Regions from separate parts of the Homo sapiens genome. Here region 2 is linked to region 1. A link is a loop called in an ENCODE intact Hi-C map of the cell type or tissue named here. Cell type or tissue: IMR-90. All regions are shown on one strand. Links, peaks and the distances in the headings refer to the core of each region. The heading gives the core; the rest is flanking DNA.

What was found. Peaks named below come from ENCODE experiments on the same cell type or tissue, not always from the same donor. Only the 100,000 strongest peaks of a DNase experiment are listed, where the experiment ranks them.
Region 2: it touches region 1 in a loop (2.6-fold over the local background); 2 of 110 quality-filtered maps call a loop at or near these places.

Annotation. Positions count from the first base shown.
Region 1 is chr18:9,919,339-9,930,593 of GRCh38, forward strand. All of the region lies in intron 1 of VAPA (VAMP associated protein A), which reads left to right. It also overlaps the pseudogene RNA5SP450. Among named protein-coding and RNA genes, the nearest start is that of VAPA, 11 kb to the left of the region's middle. RefSeq lists a silencer at 7,174-7,468. In IMR-90, for the core only: no CTCF peak of the experiment used is centred there; a DNase peak (open chromatin) is centred at 6,233.
Region 2 is chr18:9,587,633-9,598,887 of GRCh38, forward strand. It overlaps PPP4R1 (protein phosphatase 4 regulatory subunit 1), which reads right to left. Exons shown (of 20, transcript NM_001042388.3): 3 at 7,386-7,521; 4 at 6,136-6,242; 5 at 1,079-1,221; 6 at 457-603. Among named protein-coding and RNA genes, the nearest start is that of PPP4R1, 21 kb to the right of the region's middle. In IMR-90, for the core only: no CTCF peak of the experiment used is centred there; no DNase peak of the experiment used is centred there; H3K4me3 peaks cover 523 bases; H3K27ac peaks cover 551 bases.

The DNA.
Region 1 (11,255 bases), core at 1,909-9,908:
TATGGATCTAATTTGATTAGATTTGAGTATCTGCTACATGTCAGGTATGATGAATAAATATTGGAACTACAGTTGTGAGTGAAACACAAGCCATGTTTTCATGGGGCAGTTCTAACAAGAGAGATAGATACTAATAAAATAATCAGAAGAATAAAGTGTACCCCTGAAGAGCTATATAGTGCTACGAGAATGTAAAATAAGGGTCTTCGATCAGGCTGTCACAGTTGAACTAAGATTCCAACAATGAGTAAAAGTTATCCTGGTGAAGAAGAAAGGAAAATGCATGTTCAAATATCCGGTAGCAGGAGGGACTGTGAAACATTTACCATACTGAAAGAGGTCGGCGTGGCAGTGGTGAAAATAGTCAAGATGAATGTAGTGCTGGTTTAGTAGGTCAAGTTAGGAGTTTTGTTTTTATCCTGAGCCACTAGGGTTTTTAAGTGAGGGGAGGAGCAGTAAAGATGGAGGGAATCGAATAACATCACATTTGCATTTAAAAATAATTCTGGTAGCAATGTAAAATTATACTAGAGGGGAGAAAGAGATGAATTAGGCGGCTGCAGCAGTACTGGCAAGTGGTGACCCCTTGGACTGAGGTCATGGTATTGGAGGTGATGAAAAGTTAGGTTGAATCTGTGAGACTTGGTGGTCTCTATGTGCACTGAGAGAAAAGGGTATGAATGTCTGAGATTTCTGCTTATATAACTGGGGAAATGGTGGTGCTATTTGAGAAACGGTGGATGTCTGGATGAGGACGAAATGCATCTTATTTGGGGGTGTGTGAGAGAGATGGAGGAGGAGGACGTATGGTAGATATGTTTAGGTCTTTCAGGATATTAACATGAAGGTGGATTTGGTTAAATGGGTGTGTTACTTAAGAAAAGGTCTGGGCTTTGGATAATTTCCTTACTTCAGGTCCTTTTATATTTACTAGTCAGCAGACATCTCCTTTTCTTTTCTTTCTTTCTTTCATTTTTTTCTTGAGATGGAGTCTCGCTTTGTCACCCATGGTGGTGTGCAGTGGCGCTATCTCGGCTCACTGCAACCTCTGCCTCCCGAGTTCAAGCGATGCTCCTGCCTCAGCCTCCCAAGTAGCTGGGATTACAGGCGTGCACCACCATGCCTGGCTAATTTTTGTATTTTTAGTAGAGACGGGGTTTTGCCCTGTGGGCCAGGCTGGTCTCCCTGACCTCAAGTGATCCACCTGCCTCTGCCTCCCAAAGTGTTGGGATGACAGGCGTGAGCCACTGTGCCCAGCCTCCTTTATTGTCAGCTCTTTACCCTGTCCTCCACACTGCTGCTGGAACTACGCTTTGGAAAAAGGAGGCTGTTACTGTTAGTCCCTTGATTGAAGAACTCTAAATGTTTTCTTACTATGTACTTGAAAAATCCAAAATCCACTGCCTAACTCTCCAGCCTCAGTGTCTATTCTTTTTCTTCTGTCCATAACTTTGGCTATATGAAACCATTTTCCCAAACACTCCAGGCCACTGCAATGCTTTGCACAGGCTCTGCTTAGAATATTGTCCTCCCTCACGTCTGTCAGGCAGCCTCTTATTTCAAGAATCACTTCCTCTTGAGAAGTCGTTGATACTCTACCAGTCCAAGTTGGTCAGAGCCTTCATGCCACTGTTGAAGCTTGTGCTTACCTGTAATAACAGTACTTTCACATTAGATAGTAGTTAGGCTTACATATTCTCCCCTCCCAAACTATACTATGAACTCTGAGTATATACCTGTTAATGTTTGTAGTAACAAGTTCTGGCATCATAAAATGATTGCCCAGTAAGTGTTGATTGAATTAATAAGACTCAGATGATTTCTCCAGTAATTTTTATTTTTTGGTCTTGGATCTTGACTCAGTTGGAGTTTTCACCTGCTTTTGCAGGTAATAGTGCTTTCAAAATTTTGTACTTCCAGAAAAGGGGTGGTAGGCTATTTTGTAAAGAGCTGACTAACCCTAAAGGTAGGTTGTTTGATGTTTGTGTTTTTTTCATTTGTAAAGTAAGAGGTTAGGACTAGGTGATTTCTTGGGTGTTCTGTCTTTAAAAGTTTGTGTGAATATATGACAATTGAGTACAAAAAGAAAATGCTATTTTTCTGTGAAGCAGAAAAATGCATATAAAGAATAGGGAAAACTATACTTTTAATCCTTTAAAAAGATTTCATTGTGTATATTTGAGGTATACATATAACATGATGTTATGGGATACATATAGATAGTAAAATGGTTACTATAGTGAAGCAAATTGACATATGCATCATCTCAACATAGTTTCTTTTTATCTTACCTTTACTGACCATTTAGTGAAATCTTATTTGCCTTTCAGAGGTGGAAGTTGATACAGGATGGATCTTGCTCTCTTTTGATCATAAAGTTAGTTTTGGAAAAAAATTAAATGTGCGAGAGGACTGTTAACTTGCAAATGCTTGTTTACTGGTTTAATTCATTTTATAACTGAAATGTGACTCAAATTAGTTTTAAATTAGTAAGTTTTAAACGTTTGAAAACTTTCAAACATGAGCACCTTATAATATGAACCTCAGTATGCGTTAATTTAGTAAATTAAATTTAAATATAAATTTAATAATTGACATTTTACTATAATCATACGTGTTTATTTATATATTTTTGTTTGCCTCCATGTTTGTATTTTTTTGCAGCGGTCTCACTCTGACACCAGACTGAAGTGCAGTGGTGCTGTTATAGCTCACTGCAGCCTTGAACTCCAGGGCCCAAGCGATCCTTCTGAGTAACTAGGACTACAGGTGCATGCCACTGTGCCCAGCTAATTATTATATGTTTTATTTTTTGTAGAGACAGTCTTGCTATTTTGCCCAGCCAGATCTTGAACTCCTGGCCTCAAGCGATCCTCCTGCCTCAGCCTCCCAAAGTGCTGGAATTACAGGCATGAGCTACCATACCTGGCCTGCCTCAGTATTTTTAAAACAAATCCTGAATGATAGCATAACATTTCATCCCTAGATACTTGAGTTTGCATTTATAACCAAAAAAGGACATTTTCTTTGCATAATCATGATACTGTTAACACGTAATAACATTAACAGTAATTCTTTGATATCCTCTAATATTTAGTCTATTACAAAGAACAAAATCACACTTAAGAGTTTATTAATGAGCAATCTCAATGGCATAGGAAATCAGGTATACCTGGTCTCACAGGAAGAGGCTGTTTATAATCTAGATTCAAGGCCAGCCAATATATATGCTGGTGACTGACCAGTCAAAATTTTGATGGCTCACCTTGAAACACAACTATAAATAGATGGTTATAGGTTTCAGACCTTCAAGGTCATATGGACTGGGAGACAAAACAGTGGCTAATTTGGACCAGTGGCAAGCAGAAGCAACTAATTGAGAGAAAAAAGGCAGAGAAACGTAGGCAGAGAGGTCTTTTGATCCCAGGAATTAGTTTCTCTTGAATACAGCCTCTTCCTGTGATGCCAGTTATACTTCATTTCCTGTGCCATTGAATTGCTTACATCTTTATGATGAACTCTTCAGTATGGGTTTTTTTAATAATAAAATATTCTTTGCTTAAATGAGATTGAATTTGATATTTTCTGAAGCCATATTTGTAACACATTATTCTTTAACATTTCACTTTATAAAAAATAAATTCTGTAATCTGTTATACATATTTCACTTTGTAATTGTTATTCTGTAACACATATTTCACTTTATAAAAAGTCTAAACTAGTGTCTTCAATGCTTATAAAAGAAACCTCCGTATCATTTTTGCTGACTTATGCATCATTAATATACCATAGCATGCTTAGCTGCTTTTCTCTGGTGTTTGGATGTTCTTTATAACTAGTTATCACTAATGTTTGATACTGTTCTGAAAATTCAGATTTAAAGGAGTGAGAAGTTTAGTTACGTATCTTTTAGCTTTTTAAGGAAATGATTAGATTGAATTACCGTTAAAAAGTAGGGATGTTAATTAAAAAAGAATTGTTGCTATGAGAGGACTTTTAAACTTTTAGCATTTTAAGGAAATGATTAGATTGAATTACCGTTAAAAAGTAGGGATGTTAATTAAAAAAGAATTGTTGCTATGAGAGGACTTTTAAACGTATGTTTATAGTATAACTTGACAAATTTCTCATGGGCCTATGTTTTGACAGCTCTTTTGTAGCTGTATGTTTCATGTATGTGTGTATATGTGTGAAGTGTATATGAATATGTATATAATTTTAATTCTTGAATAATATGACATGGAGTGACTGTCATACTTTAAAGACATAGGGTGCCTTTAAATCATACAGTGTTTCCTGTTTAGTTTTTCCTGTGAAAAAATTTTACTTTTTAAAGCCTGTAGGGCCAGAATCTCTTGGTCTTGTTTTCTGAGTACTGTTCCCACTGAGAAAAACCTCACTAACAACAGATCCCCAAAAAATCTGTGGTTCTGAATTTTTTCAGTTTTTTCTTCCAGGATTTTACAAGTAAGAGGATTTATAAGCAAATTAAGCTACTATGGGTACATGTTTAAAAGTCCCTTGTTATATAAAATCAGTGCTAAATTAGAAAATGGAAAAAGTATAGATATTATAAAGCTGTCTATGGCCATACCACCCTGAACGCGCCCCATCTCGTCTGATCTCGGAAGCTAGCAGGGTCTGGTTAGTACTTGGATGGGAGATATTATAAAGCCAATAAAAATTACTCAATCTCACAAAATAACCTCTGTTAACATTTTGATAAACTTTTTATAGCTATGCTGTGTATAATTATATATTTGTATTTTGTATGTTTTTAGTTAAGATTATTGTGATCATTTTTTCATGTTATATTTTCCCCTAGCAAAAACTTTAGATCTAAATAATAAAAAAAAAAGTTTGTTTCAGGTTCTCTGAAAATGTACCTTCTTTTCTATTTCTTTACATCCTACCTGTCTAGAATCCAAAAACTTAAACTTTAGATGTGGACCGCTCGTTTCTATTTTAATCAAGATGTTAAATTATTAGTAAGTAGCATGCACTAATTTCACGTTCATTCTTGAACACTAACATTGTTCTTTTACAAATAATTTACGTATGTGTACATCTTATTGTTCTTTGGAAGTTTAGAGTGGAGGGACATAAAATTGGTATGAAATGTTGCAAATCAAAGTGTTCCACTTCTGTGTTAAGACTATTGTTTATTTTCTCTGCCTTGTTTTCAAGATTATGTCACCAGGATTGTTTAGGTCAGACTGAGCAGTGTATGCATCAGAATACCTTAAAAAGCACTCCTAAAACGTTTAAGGTAGTTTTTTAAGATGAAATGTCAATAAAGCTGTGATGGGTTTAAGATTGAATTATCTCCCATCTTTACCACCGGGTAGAAGACGTTCTTTAAGGTGGTAAGTAAAGTTAATCACAATGTCACATGACATGAGAGAAGCCTTAGAGATCATTTTGCCTACAAATTCTAAAATGAAGCAGGTTAGACTGGGATAGAGAGGGGAAGTGATTTACCCAAGGTCCATCAGCTAGGTAATGGTTTTAGCTGTTAAGCCTCAGATTGAACATACTACATTATGCTTTTTTTTTTTTTAAAGTCATAGTATAACATCAGTAACAAAAATGAGCATCTCCCTTGCCCCAGAAGGCTGCCAAAAGAATGGAAAGAAGTGTTTTCATTTTTTATTTAGGTACGTGTTTATGTAAAGGTGATGGATGAGTATTTATACGACCAGAACAATACTACACTGTATGAAAATGGTGTAAAAGAAGTAAAAGACATGGTCCCTTCCGGTTGGTAACTTTTTCATACTGTAATTTTAGGCTCCCAGAATGGGAATACTGGTTTATAAAAAATGATTACATGACCATATTAAGTGGATTTTGGAGAGTTTTCATGATACATTCTGAAACTGTTGATTGTATAGTATGGATAAACTGATTGTATAATATGATTGTATAATATGTTTGTATAATTGTATAATATGATTGTATAATATGGACAGTGAGGCAATTTCAGTAATTAAAGCCCTTAGAGGCTTAAATAAAATAGTGCAGTCTTGCTTTTCCATTAATCTCAGGATCCATACTTTTATGATGTTAGTGAAATCTTATGAAGAGATATGTTTTAGTGCTTCAATGACTAAGTTTTTAAAAATAGAACTAAGACTCATTTTTTTTCCCAGAAAGTATTACTCTATTTGTACAAAAATATTTATACAAAAATATTTCTTCAGTACCTACTACACCAGGCATTGTGTTAGTTGCTGGGGATACAGCAGCTAACGAAACAAAGACCTATTCATGGAGCTTACATCAAGTCTGATATTTAAATGTGTTTGAAAAAAACATACAGTAAGGGTAAATTCAAGTGACATCATTTAAAAAATTTGTAATAAGAATGTTTTAGGGCTTTCTTGGATGTAAAAATGTAAAATATTTTTTGAGTGCTTGATACTTATTTCAGGAAGTGTTCAGTGTTGACCTGTGTGACCAAGAGAAATACAATATCAATTTAAAAATCTTTTTCATATATTGCTAATTTGACTGCACTTTCATGCTTTATTGTGGCAGAAGTCTACCTGGAATACTTATGAATTAGAAAATAAATACCGTTTGGTTATACGTACAAAATTTATGAGAGTTCAGGCCCTAGAGTCAGACCTGGTTTGACTTCCCACTTTCATTGCTTTGAGTTATATGACCTTGGACTACTGTTTACCTTCTAAGTTGAATCATTTGTAAACTTGGTATATTAAAATGTAATGAAAGTATCTACTTCATGGACTTGTGAGGGTTAAATAACATAGTTCATACAAAGTTATTGATACATGAGTGCCCAATAAACGCTAGCTGTTCCGTTAGTAGATATTCTGTGTACTATATAGTATTAATATATGTTTTGTATATATGATTACCTTAACATGATGCCACAGATACTCAGCAGCATAACCCTTGTGTAACTGGGAAACAGTTTAATCAGTGATACAACTTAATTAGCTAAAACCTGTTAGAAACATTGAAGGTAGTCATCACCTGCATTGCTGTGGCTACATTGTTTGTGTATTTGAGCAGAGCACCCAGCCTTCCTCATTAGTCTGCACTGCATAGCTAAGAATTTACAAAGACCTTGTCAAGAACTGTGAAGGGACTGAAAATTTAGCCTGCTGCAGTTTTGTAGATGTTGGTAGAAGACATGAGATTTCCTGAGTTAGACAGTGGACATCATTGTTCATGGCACTGCAAGTGGAATGGGCTTTATATTTGTGTTGTTTTCCTTGCCCTCCTCAAGTTCCATGGAGGTGACAGAGGTGTTCGGGTAGATGCTACTCACATAGTGAGTTTGCATCATAACTAGAAACCCTGAGCTTAGAGAACCGGAATCTTTCATAGTGGGCTGCACAGAAACCTACCTGACCTTTGTTCCAGTAGAAGACCTTATCTTGATTATATTGGTCAGTGAACAAACCTGCCCCTCTCCTCAGAAGGGAGGTGTTGTCTTCTAAGACAGTTCACTATTTAATACATTCTTGAAAAGATAGCCTGGGTAAAAACCCCCAGGACTACTTCTTGCAAGATGTGCAGAAATGCTAGAGGCCCATGGAGAATTGTCTCCTAAACACACCTCTGAGTAACTAGCCTAAATGGGGGTCACAGAGTTCATAAATTAATGTTCATGTGCATTGTCTGTTTATTCTTAAGTTACATTTTAGAAGTGTTTTCTGTTTTCTGAAATGCTCTGTGTGATATACTACTGCTTATCCCATATTAAAATTTTATTCTCTTAACAGAAAACAAATACTAAAGTTGATATGCATACTGAGATGTTCAGGAGTGACTATATTGGTGTCTTCAGCTTAGTTTGATGTGCATCAAAAATTAAGTGGATGTCTGGACAGGGCAGATAGATATGCTGCAAAGTAAATACAGCAAAATGTTCATCGTAGAATGTGAGTGATGAGTGTATGAGTGTTTATATAATTATCTCAACTTCTTTGTCAAATTTTTCATAATAAAATGTTGGGGGAAAAGCTAGCTGTTCCCCTCCTCCACAATTGATTCTCTTTGCAGCTGAACTCAACTCAGCCTTTCAAGGTAACTTTGTCATCAGTAGTTCACATCAAAATATGGATGAATGATAACAGTTTTTAAGAACTGTTACAGTGGTTCTTTTTTTTTTTTTTTGATAGCTCTTCTTAGCTTAGTGGGATTCCTTTTAAGACTGGGTGGTTTGGAGAATAAAGGTCCCGCTATTTAAAAGGAAGTCATTGTTCTGAATGGTTGAATTTTACACATATGGACTGACTAAAAAGGGTATTTCCTGCTGGAAAAATGTTTTTAGGCAAAGGAGGCAGGCCAGTCTCACTTGACTGACTTTTGGGTGAGCTGCCTTAAAATTTTCTAATATTTTTGACATGTCAGGCTCTAAGTTTTTTTAAAACTTATGTTCAGACTTTTTTACTCAAAGGCCACATTTATGTATGTGTTACATTTCTGTTTGATTGTAAAAATTTGGGACTAGGAGTAGGATTTTGGCTTAATGGCAGTGACAGCTGTAGAGGAGTTGGGACAGAATACTTAGTGGCAGGAAATGGTAGGGCTTCCAAAGAACAACAGCCACATAATTGAAAGGTAGAAGTATTTTAATTGTAGATTTTTTTCAATATAAGAGTGCAAATAAATGTAACGTATGCAGTTTTCTTTTTTCATATGGGATAGTTCATTATAAACAGTGACATATCTCTAATATAAGTTTCTATCAATACTTTTGATTAAAATGGACTAGTTAAAAAATTGTTTCCTAAATGTTAAACTAAGCATTCATATTGGGCAAATGATAGGATTTCCCTGATTTATAGGGATTAAGTTTTAGAAATCCTCTAAACCTATTTATTACATAAATTGCATCAGATGTTCACTTTGTCATCAAAACTGCTTTTCACTGTTTTTTCAATTTTTCAAGGTTATTTCAAGGATCAGTTTTTCTGAAAAAACATTTTTATTGTTTTTCGTAAATAAAAGATATATACAGTTCAAGGAATTATCAAAAGTTAAATACTCATATAATCACCTCCAGGGTTAGAAATAGAACTTGGCTAGCATTCGGCAAAGTGCTCCTTTTACCCTCTCCCAGTTACTTCCACTGCAGGATTAACCATTATCCTGACTTTTATGGTGGCCACTTGTTTCTCTTGATGGTTTAATCACCTAAGGCTTACAAAGGATACATTTTCAATTAGTGAAGCAGATTATTGGTTTAATTCAGGGGTTCTTAACTCTAACTTCATAACTCATTTTTATATTTTGTAATGCTATTGCTATCCTGAAATGAAATGCATATATAAAATGACCAACATATGTAATTAAAAATGTTAAAATATATTTGCCCTAGCTATAACATAAGGGGAAAAAAAGGAAGTAATTTTATAATGGAATGCTCATTTTAAGTGTAAATGTTTGGGCGTGACTACACTAGAAGACATAATGAAGTAGTCAGATACTTGTACCCTACTTAAGTTTGTAGGTACAGTAGTCAGATGTTTGTATCTACTTAAGGTGAGTAAGTTTGGATTTAAGAGAAATAAGAGTTATCCGAGTAGTACTGACAGTTTTCTTAACATTGTTAAAAGGGCAAAATAAGAATATGCCGTTTTAGGGCATATAGGTAGATTCATGTGAATATAGGTAGATTCATGTGAATGTGTTACCTACAGATGCCTGCTGACTAATTCAGATGTGTTGTATTGGTGATTCAGGTATGATGAGTGGCATTGCTATTGTTAGAATAGTCTTCAGTAATAGTGAACTCACCTTTTAACATTTTGAAGAAAAGAGTACACATTTTTCCTGTTCACGTAATAGATGAATACTTGGAAAAGAGGTTTTTCACCAATATGAATTTCTGGAGGAGTATTTGAAAATTCGGTGCAATGGGAACATAGTACTTCATTGTGTGGGTCTGCATTGCAGAATGTCTACCGTCCTGTTTCCTGCCCCCACCCCCTGCTCCTAATGAAAGGAGCAGTTACCACCTAAAGGGTTATGTTTGTAGCACTTTCAGTAAAGAATATAACTTCTCTTTTTTGAAGATCTTAAGGTAGATTTCTTCATCAGGCCTTTTAATCAGCAGCTCCTGGCGGGGTGGGGGTACATGATACAACCCCTCCATCCCTGAACTCAGCTCTCCAACTCATTTTACCTTCCATAAAAGTCAATGTAAAATGTTTTTGAATATTTACCTATGTATGTTTTTATGAGGTGGGATATGGCTTTCGTCAGGTTCTTAAAGGATTCTGTGACTCACAAAAGTGGACCAGATATTTCTTTCCGTGACTTTTTTAAGCTATTAAATCTGGTTATTCCTTTGCTAATGGTCATCAGTACTTGATAATTTTCTATTTTAAACTAGGAAAGGGGCTCAAACTCTTAGCTATCTGCTGGGAGCAACCCTCATTGAGAGGCTAGAGGGATACAATGGAGCAGAAAATCTCAAATTCAGTAGTTAAGTGGGTTTATTATAGATAATTCTACGTTTTACTCGCAAGTTAACATGTCCTGTTAAGAATTTAGTTTTGAATGGGTGAGGTGTATTTCTTTTGATATATTATCATCATCTTTAGATAATTTATATTTTTATGTCTAGAAAGCCCACTATCTGTATTGACAATTTATAATCCCTGGTGGGCAGTATCGTGAAATGTAAATACTATTTCAGAATTCGTACAACTCTTGTAGAGTTTGTTGATGAAAACTGACCCACAGTCATTTTAAAAATCAGTTTAAAAAATTATTTTACCTTAGTTTGGATAATTGGTACTTTTTAAAATTGGGGAGAATTAAATTAATAAAACATTTAATTCTAAAAACTTACATAATTATGTTATGAAAATACATAAATATGTAATTAAAATAATTAGGCATTCACTATGGATTAGGATTGTTCAAAATTAAAATTTTGTGACATGTCTTTTTGTCATGTTACTAAGAAATTGGATCTTTATTTTAATCTGTGATTGCTACTAATGTTAAAGTCCTAGTCAAAATAGTCCTATAACATTTTACATTTTTAAGCGTTTGTAGTAATTATGGGTTTGAGAATGTTAAGAAATGGAATTTGCCTTTAAGACTTCTAGTTTTATCAGTTCAAAACGTATCTCCAGCCAGCCATTTTGTGGATTCATGTAGTGAAATGGACACATTGGAGTTTTCGTCTTTACTCTCATACTAGTTTTATGGTGGAGTTTTTAATCAGATGCTTTTCAAAAAGATAATGGAAGCTCTTGGGGTTG
Region 2 (11,255 bases), core at 1,128-9,127, 330 kb before region 1:
TGGTCTCAAGTGATCCTCCCACCTTGGCCTCCCAAAGTGCTGGGATTACAGGCATGAGCCACTGCACCCAGCCCAGCCTAATTTTTTTTTTTTTCCTTGAGGCGGAGTCTTGCTCTGTCGCCCAGGCTGAAGTGCAGTGGCCTGATCTTGGCTCACTACAACCTCCACCTCCTCCCAGGTTCAAGTGATTCTCCTGCCTCAGCCTCCCAAGTAACAGGGACTACAGGCGCACACCACCATGCCTGGCTAATTTTTGTATTTTTTTGGCAGAGCCAGGTGTCACCATATTGCCCAGGCTGGTCTCCAACTCCTGACCTCAAGTGATCCACCCACCTCGGCCTCCCAAAGTGCTGGAATTACAGGCATGAGCCACCGTGCCTAACCCCGGCCTGACTTTTAATAAGCACCTCTTATCAGCCACATTTTGCATAAGTGGAAAAATGGCATTTGACTTACAGCCACAGCTTCTGTTTTCACATCATCATTGCTATCTGGGGCTGTCAGCTCTATGAGGACAGGGCACACTTTGGTCTCCACATCAAATCGTTCAATGAGCTCCTGCTCCAACAGAGCCAGCAAAGCTGCCTGACTTGTTTTCCTCACCTAGGAGAAAAATAACAACACAAAGAAAGTACATATGCAACATGACAAAATTCTATCACTTGATTTTTATAAACAAAGATTTCTCATCTCAAAGGGACCCATAACTGGCAAAACTCCGCAAATAAATATTTGTGTTTATTTTCTTCAACTATTACAAAGACTACAGAACTTCGTAGATTGTGCTGTAACAGAGGAAGTGGACAGAGCCATCCTGGTAAAAGATGCCTCACAAAGTAACAAACCTTTTAAGGGACCGCTAGGAGGTTACCAAGTGAGAGTGCAGTTACTAGGCATTGTCCATAATGGCATTAAAGGGATCTACTAGATTTGTCAGACTCTAAACACATCTTGTCTAAGATAAATATTCATTTTTGAAAAACAGTAAAACATTCCAAAGAGAACACTTAGGCTCGGCTATTCTCCATATATTACACTACGTAAATTTCTTTTAAGAACATATAAATGGTACTCTTACCTGATTATTCTGATCTGCAAGGTATCTAACCACAATAGGTAGTAAGAATTTTGAAAAAGCATATGGTATTGAAGGCCGGTTTTCTTGACAAAACAGTGCGATGTGAGGCACCTGTTCCATCAGCTCCGCTCTCACAGTTGGTTCTATTGAAATAACGGCAATGTGAGCAAACATGTTCTCCTGCAGCAACAAAACCTTTATCTGTTCTTGAGGGTACTTAGGAAGGCTATGGACTTTCATCTTCAAAATATAAAGGACTTGAGACAACATCCTTTAATTCTGCATTCCTTTTCAGAATCATACACAGATCAATCCCATGAGTGAAAGGAGGACCTTATCTTCAATCCAAGCTTCTGTTGTTCACAGTATGCACTGAGTATCTAACCATTTCTTAACAATAAATAAATTTATTCATCACCTACACTGTGCCACACTGTGCTAGGGGTTAAATATCCTATCTGATATTTACATCAATACTCTGACACATACATAGTATTATCCATAAATTCCACTATTTAAGAACCTACTAGGACAAGTCATAAAAACTAGTTCCTAATCTCAACTTAGTCAATAAATGAAAGATATATAATTAGACTTAACTAAGACTAAAAATGGGTAAATGAAAATTAAAGATGACAAATATTTTTTAAACACCTGAAAAGACCCAAGTGCATATGGCAAATTTAAATGTGAGAAATATGGCATTTCAAATTTCTGGGCTTCAAAAAGATGAAATGTCTAAGAAGCAACAGTAGGAAAATCAGCTAGTTAGCACGGAACAAAAGTTCCTACTGCACATCATAAAGATCAAAAGTACTAAAAGATAATATTAAATGTTCAATCTTGAGGTGGGAAGACAAAATCCAAAAATCAACCGTAAGACCAACTAATTATACATTATAAAAACTTTATTATAGGCTGGGTGTGCCTGTAATCCCAGCACTTTGAGAGGCCAAGGCGGGCAGATCACTTGAGGTCAGGAGTTCCAGACCAGCCTGGCCAACATGGTGAACCCTGTCTCTACTAAAAATACAAAAATGAGCCAGGTGTGGTGGTGCATGCCTGTAATCCCAGCTACTCCAGAGGCTGAGACAGTAGAATCACTTGAACACGGGAGGTGGAGGTTGCAGTGAGCCAAGATCGCGCCACTGCACTCCACCCTGGGCAACAGAGCAAGACTCTGTCTCAAAAACAAACAAACAAAAAAACTTTATTATAGATAACAGATACCAATACTCAGTTAAAAGGGAAAACAGCCTGGGAGCAAATTCATGTATAACAGAGTATTAGGAAGTGAACACACTGTTCAAATAAATAATAAGAAAGAAAATAAGGATACAAGTAGGCAATTCATAGAAGACATGCAAGTGACTGAAATACAGACAGACATGATGGATTATCAGTAACAAGTCATTGTATCGGACCTAACTAGAACTCTGATACCCATTATTATTATGCATTAATAAAGCTACATTAAAGTAAATATGTATGAATGTGTCTACTAGGATTTCAGATATCAACAGAGAAATTAACATACCTTTAAGTAGATAATACTGTATTTTACAAAGCTCAGAATCTTATCAACAAACCAATATCTGGAATTTCTATTATACTGTTGTACCATGTGAAGTTGGCCAGATATGAACAAAATAGAGTGTTTCTGTTTTGAAGAAAAACCTAATTTTTAAAAAAGTAAACATACAGGCCTCTGCTTTTCTCATGGATGCTGAATTTTCTAAGTTAACACTGACAATTGCTTATATTTTTGAAGCAAAAGGAGGACACAAGTTATGGTTTCAGTTAAAAATGAAATCAGCAACTTTTCTTTCTTCAAAGCCCCGCTTAGGCAAATAGACTAATGGGGCGGGGCAGGGGAATAAAGCCCAGAAACAGACGCATGCATGTACAGACAACCGATTTATTAAAAGGTGAACTGGGAAAGATGGTCTTCCCAGTTGTGTCAACTGGCTACTCACATTAAAAAAAAAAATGAAACTTGTCCTCCACTTTGTATCACGCACATGAATAAATTCCAGGTGGAATACAGATCTGAATGTCAAGGCAAAAAACAATAAGGCTTCTCTGTGTTAGAGAATACAGGAAAAGATATTTATGACTTTGAGATTGGAAAAAATCTCAAAGAAGACACAAACGGCATGACCCATAAAGGAAAAACACTTCTCTTCTGCAAGAAGCATCACGGAGTGCAAAGAGAAGCCACAGAGTGAAAAAGATATCTTTAATACACATAAATGACATACGGCTCATATGCAGAATGAATTCCTGTAAATCTGTAAGAAAATGACTACCAATTTTTTAAAGGGGGAAGAGACTTAGACATTTCAAAAAAGAAGAAGCCAGGCATGGTGGCTCATGTCTGTAATACCAGCACTTTGGGAGGCTGAGTCAGGTGGATCACTTGAGGTCAGAAGTTCAAGACCAGCCTGGCCAACACGGAGAAATCCCATCTCTACTAAAAATACAAAAATTAGGCAGGCATGGTGGTGCATGCCTGTAATCCCACCACTCGAGAGGCTGAGGCAGAAGAATCACTTGAACCCAGGAGAAGAAGGTTGTAGTGAGCCAAGGTCATGCCACCACACTCCAGCCTGGGTGACAGAGTGAGACTCCATCTCCAAAAAAAAAAAAGATACCCAAATAGCCAGTAAGTGTATAACCAGGTATGAACTTCACTGGTTACTGAGGAAATGCAAATTACAACCACAATGAGATACCACTATACATCCATCCATTCCGGGGGAAAATAAAAGCAGATGGTAAATTTTGGGGAATAAAAAAATCAAGATAAAAGCTAATGAAAGGTAAGGCAGAAGACCGAAAGGTTCTCAGCTGCTTATTTGTCTAAACTAAGGATACATATTTCATTCACTTCAGAGCTATGTTATTATTCAATAGTCTTTATCTTACCCAGCTATCACAATAAGCCCAGTCCTAAAAATTAGAAACCTCAGGGTCAAATCCTCTCTCTTCCTCACTCTATCCAGAGGTTAGCCTTGGAATCCCTCCTAGTACTTCAATTTCTATCCAACAATTCATCCTTATAACAATTAACTGGCTGGTCACGGTGGCTCATGCCTGTAATCTCAGCACTTTGGGAGCTTGAGGCAGGTGGATCACTTGAGGCCAGAAGTTCCAGACCAGCCTGGCCAACATGGTGAAACCCCTTCTCTACTAAAAATACAAAAATTAACTGGGTGTAGTGGCACATGCCTGTAATCCCAGTTATTCGAGAGGCTGAGGCAGGAGAATTGCTTGAACCTGGGAGGCAGGGGTGGTTGCAGTGAGTGGATATCACGCCACTCTGCTCTAGCTTGGGCAACAGAGCGAGACTCTGTCTCAAAAACAAAAACACCCAATTAATTGGTATAGTCTTCCAATCAAGTCTTCTTGTCACCCATCTTTTTCACCATATCAGTTCATACTGCTACACTACACTGTTCTAAATCACAAAAAGGTAAAGTCATCAGCATGGTTTATTATAAACCTTTACAATCTAGCCCTCACCTAACTTACTTAACAGCCTAATTTTTCTAACCTGGAAACTCAGCAGGTTAGTCTCATTGTCAGGTTGGCCTCATTGTTGACCAAAGGGGCCACCATCTTGAACTCCTTTCTCTATCTTTTCCCCTCCTGGGTATGCCCTTTTCCCTCTCTATACCTCATCTATCAAATCCAACTTAAATGTCACTAACTTTCTGAAGCCTGCCCCGATCCTTCCCATTATAATTTATTGTTTATATGTTGGCTGCATTCACTAAACTGTTAACTTGATGACACAAATCCTTGTTCACCTTAATAACTGCTCTAGCATTTAATCTAGAACCTGGTATAGAGTATGTACTGTTTGATGTATACTGAATGAATGGAATTATGTCAATAGAGACATTTACTATGAATTTACCAATGTGAGAACATATTTTAAAATACACACACACACACTTACAAAAAAAAAAAAAACTCTGGAGCTGGTAAACAGGTAAAGGAAAACACAAATCTATCCTTAAAGAGTATCTGTCTCTACTAAAGAACATAACCATAATAGGCTATAACAGTGCCATGAATTTATGTTAAATTGTTATTTAACTTAAATCAAATTAAAAAAATAAGTAAAAATTATGCTTGATGAGACCCCTCCTAAAACCATTCTAGAACAAGCACATACATAAGCAATTATGTACACAAAGGTAGATTATTGCTCAGTTAAGCCTACAAATGTTCTGCCCACCCTGTAAGAATATTAGAAACATTTAAGGCTTATGTAAACATTTAACACATTCCCATTAAAATGAACTGTTCATCAAAAGATGAGCTTGTCTAAAAATTAAAAAATAGGGCTTGCTGAGATGCCAAAAAGTCTGTCAGAGGTAGAAAATATACTTTAATAAAGATAATAGATTTAAGGGAAAAAGTTTTAAGATTTTTGGATGGTTTCTAAAATCAAGTATAAAAATATGTTTAATATTACCTTAAAATAGTTTTATGTGTTAAGTTTTAAGTATATTTTACTACAACAAAAGATATATTTATAAAAACTTTAACATCACCATTTTCTAAGCCTTAAATCAAGTTTACCTCTTTCTTAAGCAGACTTTCTTATCTTCACTTTGGAGATAAACCAGCTTTAGTTTTACAAATGGTTAATCAACATTTTTTTGCAAGTGAGAAACCACACAGAAAGCAAGCTTTCTATAGTTGCCTAAAATAATTTACAGCCTCCTCCATCTCTTTTAATGTATTCAAAATTATTCTATATATTTTTATTAATCCTAAAATATTACTATACATGATGCAAAACAATGTTTTTAGATTTGTTTTGATGAGAAATTTCTAAAATTAAACTAAATGAGCCCACTGTAAAATGTCCAGGTCTCAGTAACAAATTTTACTTTTGTTGTCACTGATGGGTTTGATAATTACTTAGGAAATATTTTAAAGCTATCTCATATCACATTAACTTGTTCATTAGTTTTTAGAAACACAAATTTGATCAAAGAAGCCTTTCTAGAATAGAGTAAATTCACTTTCTCCACATATACCTGAATCATCGGCCAATCTGCTAATTCTTTCCAAAACAGCAATACAATCTCTTTCATCATCGCAGACTTCCCTCAAGGTATCGAGCAAACTCCGGGCCACCATTTGTCTACACAAAAAAAACAAAATTATGTATGTTCAATGGCATCAATAGCTAATATCCAGAATTTTAATTTTTTGAGACAGGGCCTCATTCCTGTTGCCCAGGCCGGAGTGTAATGGTGTGATCACGGCTAACTGCAGCATTGACTTCCCTGGCTCAGGTAATCCTCCCACCTCAGCCTCCTGAGTAGCTGAGACTACAGGCATGCACCACCACACCTGGCTAATTTTTAAATATCTTTAGTAGAGATGCTGTTTCACCATGTTGCCCAGGCTGGTCTCAAACTCCCGGGCTCAAGCAATCCACCTGCCTTGGCCTCCCAAAGTGCTGGGATTACAGGCATGAGTCACTGCACCTGGCCGATATCTAGAATTTTAAAAGACAAAATCTGTATATTTTTTAAGAAAATTTTTTCTTATTACATTATTAAAACATATATTAGGTCTATAATTTCCTAAGTGGCAAACGGCAGTATTGATTTTATTTTAACAAGATGAGACTGAATATTTACAACATTTTTTTTTAATCTTTATCTAACTGATTTGGTAAAAAGTCACCAAAAATTCATTTCAGTTGTCCTTCAATTATCACAATGAAAAAACACACTCATTCATTATACAAAATGTTACCCTTACATATTTTTAGTAGTATGAGTTTTGCATAGCTATACCCAAAAAATCTGAACCAAGACTTTTTGATTTCCCAGAAAAGTGTGATATAGGTGGTCTGGGATCATGGCTGGACAAACACAATGCAGTAGGAAGAGTGCTGGCTCTTGGTCACTGCTGTGTGACCCAATGATCTTGAGCATCACCCGTCATACAGCAGGTATACAACATCATGTGTTGAAGGAATAATGTACTTCCCAATAAGCAATTTATATGAATACCAAAATTATGTCCAGTGGCAGAAAAGCAATGGTAATTAATGGTAATTTTTTTTTTTGCAAAGAAAGCATGTTGTATGCTTACTAGGATCAAAGAATAAACAAGTACAAAACTGCTCATGCTGTGATTATGAATAAAACTTGGTGACTCAGATTGTGCCTGTTAATAATACCTCCTTTAAAGTGGATACTTTCATTTTCCCTACTGAAGTTAATAAAACCACCCTTCCACTTCCACTTTAACAAAAAGAATATGCACATACCTGTTAAATATGTTCTCACTTGCAGCATACTTGTCCAATCTCCCCAGGGGCGTCAACATTTCATCTTGTGAGACAAAGTCCAGGGCTGAAGGTATAATAATCACATCAGACTCTGAGCTGTAGTCATCCACACCAACTATCAGAGACATCAGAAATACTCCTTATAACACTTTGAAACTAAAATGTACCCCTTGCCTGTCTGAAGCAGTACAAATCTGTTTCTGGAATGGTACAAAAAAAAAATCACAAGAGACTCTCAGAATCAATCCAGAAGCCACAAATAACTAAAAGATACCTCCTCTCCTTTTCCTACAGATATGTTCTACTTGGCTCTATAAGCACAAAGTTCTACTTGGCTCTAAAAGCACAAAGGTCAGAGGCTACAGAAACTCAGTATGCAGGAAAGTGACCAGTCTTGAGAACATGTTCAATCAAGACACTAACAACTTGTGAATAGGCACACAAAAAGTCAAGCACCAATATAGTTAGTCCTGCAATGTGGAAGATAAAGCTAATGAAACTGGTATCTAACTTCACTTAATAGAAGAAAGCTAAAAACATTAATATATTTACATTCATTAAACAAATATTTATTAAATACATTTGTGCCAAGTACTAGGGTAGATGCTGGAGAAACAACAATGAAAATACTAATGTTTCTGACTTCAAAGAGCTAATATTCTACAGAAAACAATCTACTTTAAAATGATCATTGTAATAAAAGTATGTATTAATACAAACTAAAAGGCCAGACACCCATTCAAGCTGCAGGAGAAGGAAGAGAAGACCAAGAAAGAATGGCTAAAAACTAACCAAAAGGTAATTATTTCAAAGGAACCAAGCAATGAGTGAAAGTATGATTAAACAGCATCTACTACCAAAGGAGTCAAGGAAGAACTGAAAGGTGCCCACTGAATTTGGTACTTTTGTGCCATGCTGTGTGACAAGGGCAATTTTCCATTGCATGAAAGCCGAGAAGCCAAACCTGACTGAAGAGGTAAAGGAAAATATAATAAAGTGAAGACAATGAATACAAAATATACTTTCCAGAACTGTGGCTGTGATATAGTAAACTGGATTAGATTACTAGCCAGGGCATTCAAGCAAAATAAAGATTATTTATTTTGTTCTGTTCCTAATGTTTAAAAGAAGACAGAGTTGCACATGGTTATATAATGAAAGTAAACAGTCAACAAATAAATATAAATTGAAGTTTTAGCAATAAGAAAATATTACTGATGGAAACACCATGGGGTTGGAAAGGATGCGATCCAGAGGTAAATCAGGGCCTTTCCCAAAGCCCTAAGAGCTTTCCAAGAAATTTTTATTATTATTTCCTGGCACTTCCTATTCTATCCCCTGCATTACTTGATTTACTTTCTCAATAGTGCCTGTCAACATCTGGTACGTATTAGTTGTTTTACTTATAGTCTGTCTCTCTAGAGTAAGTTATTGGCTCCATGAGGACAGAAATTTTTATCCCATACACTGCTTCATCTCCAGGATATTTCCAGGCACAAAGTAAGCATTTAAGTATTTTTGAAACAAATAAATCTGTTCATCACTCACAATGAGATTTTGTCGTTGCTCCTTTAGCTCTTAAGAGAGAAAAAGAAAACCACCTAAGAAACTCCTCCCAAATGTTGCTATATGAGAGACAGAAAAGATTCATCATTTCCTGATGAACTGTTATTGCTGTTAGGGCATTTTAAAATGCTTGTTTTTAAAGTAAATGTGTATATACCATGGGCCCATCTTACAGAACTGACTACTTTAAACAGATAACATTTTTACTCCCAACAGAACATTATCAAAAAGAGAACACAACAGTTCCTTTTGTTAAAATAAAAATAACTTCTGTACTTAAAGAACACTTAAACATGATCTTCCACTTTTGACAAAGGATGGATTAACAGGAACCAACTTAACCCTCACACCTTAAATGGTAAATAAATAAATAAAATGACAGAGCCAGGCATGCTGATAGTGTCTGTAGTCCCAGCTACTTAGGAGGCTGAAGCAGGAGGACTGTTTGAGCACGGGAGGTCGAGGGTGTACTCTTCTATAACTGCATTTGTGAATAGCCACTGCACTCTAGCCCCTGAGAAACACAGTGAGACCCCCATCTCTTAAAAAAAAGATAAAACATACGAAGCCATGGTTTCAGACACTGGACAAAAGACAGTACTGGACAGTGATCTCTGAGAAAGAGAGGACAAATGAAATGAGCCCTATATTCCTCCAGCTAACTTCCTGGAAATAATTTCCAGAGCACTAGGAGGGTCCAAATATAATCCCAGCAGACTCCTGGAGTTGAGGAGACAGAGTTGAGAATTCAGGGAGGCCAAGGCAGCTAGAATTGGCAGAGGGAGAGTATCAGAGAGGAGGGACCTTCACAGAGAAAGAACTTTAGAAAGCTGCAGAAAGTCCCTTTGAGTCTTTAGGTGAGTATTGAAACAGTTTATGTGTGTGAGGAAACTAGTCGGTATTCTGGGAAAAATAATTACCTGAAACGATCAAGTGAACGAATCCTCGATTATCACAAAGGACAAGGACTAGTTTATGTCTCCAACAACAAAAATTTTAAAAATTCTAAAATAAATGAGGCAAAACGCCTAAGAAGTGGCAAATAATTCTCCTGGTTTTGCCTAACAAAGCTTAACAGGCTTCAAAAGAAACAAACTATCTCCAAGAAACTGTGTCACAGAACAAAACTCGAGTATGTAAATGAATATAAAAATAGCTAGCACTCAACAAGGTAAACTCTACAATGTCTAGCATCCAATAAAAAATTACTAGGCACACAAAAGGCAGGAAAATACAAACCATGAGGCAAAAAATTCTACAACAGAAACAGACCCAGGACAAAAAATATAGAATTAGCAGATAAGAACATTGAAAGTTATTTTAACTATATTCCATACATTTAAGAAGGCAGAAAAAAAGAGCATGTTAAGAACAGAGATGGAAGATGATACGAAAGACCTAAATTGATCTTTTAGAGATGAAAAAAAGATATGAAAAATACACGGGATGGGATCAAGAGCAGATTAAACATTATAGAGGAAAAAATGTGTTACCTTGAAGAAAAAGGGTAAGAAAAATATCCTAAATGAAACAGAAAAAATATGGGGGAGGAAGAGAATTAAGCATCAATCAATTGTAGGAAAACTCCAAGCATCCAAATATATGTGCAAATGGAGTCCCCAAAGAAGAATGGGAGATATAAAATATATTTGAAGAAATAATGGACAAAATTTTCCCAAATTTGGTAAAAACTATCAATCTACAGACAGATTCAAGGGGTTCAATGAAACCCATGAGCAAGAAACATGAAGAAAAGTATACCAAGGCACAATATAATCAAATTGCTTAAAGCTAGTGATAAAAACTTTCAGGCAGCCGGAGAAAAACTCATGTTACATAGAGAAAAACAAAAGAATGATAGGAGACTTTTCCATCTAAAATACAAGCCAGAAGACATTAACATCTTTCAAGTACATAAAGAAAAATACCTACAACTCCATACCTAAGAAACAAGACATCTTTCAAATATGAAGCTGAAATAAAGATTTTTTTCAGCCACACAAAAACTGACATCATCAACAGCAGACATGCACTATAGGAAATAATAAAGCAAACCATTCCAGCAAAAGGAAAATTACACCAGATGAGAATCTGGATCTATACAGAAGAATAAAGGACATCAGAAACAATTAATATGGGGCCAGGCACAGTGGCTCACGCCTGTAATCTTATCACTTTGAGAGGCCGAGGCGGATGGATCACTTGAGCTCAGGAGTTCAAGATCAGCCTGGGCAATATAGTAAAACCTTGCCTCTAAAAAAAAATACAAAAATTAGCTGGGCA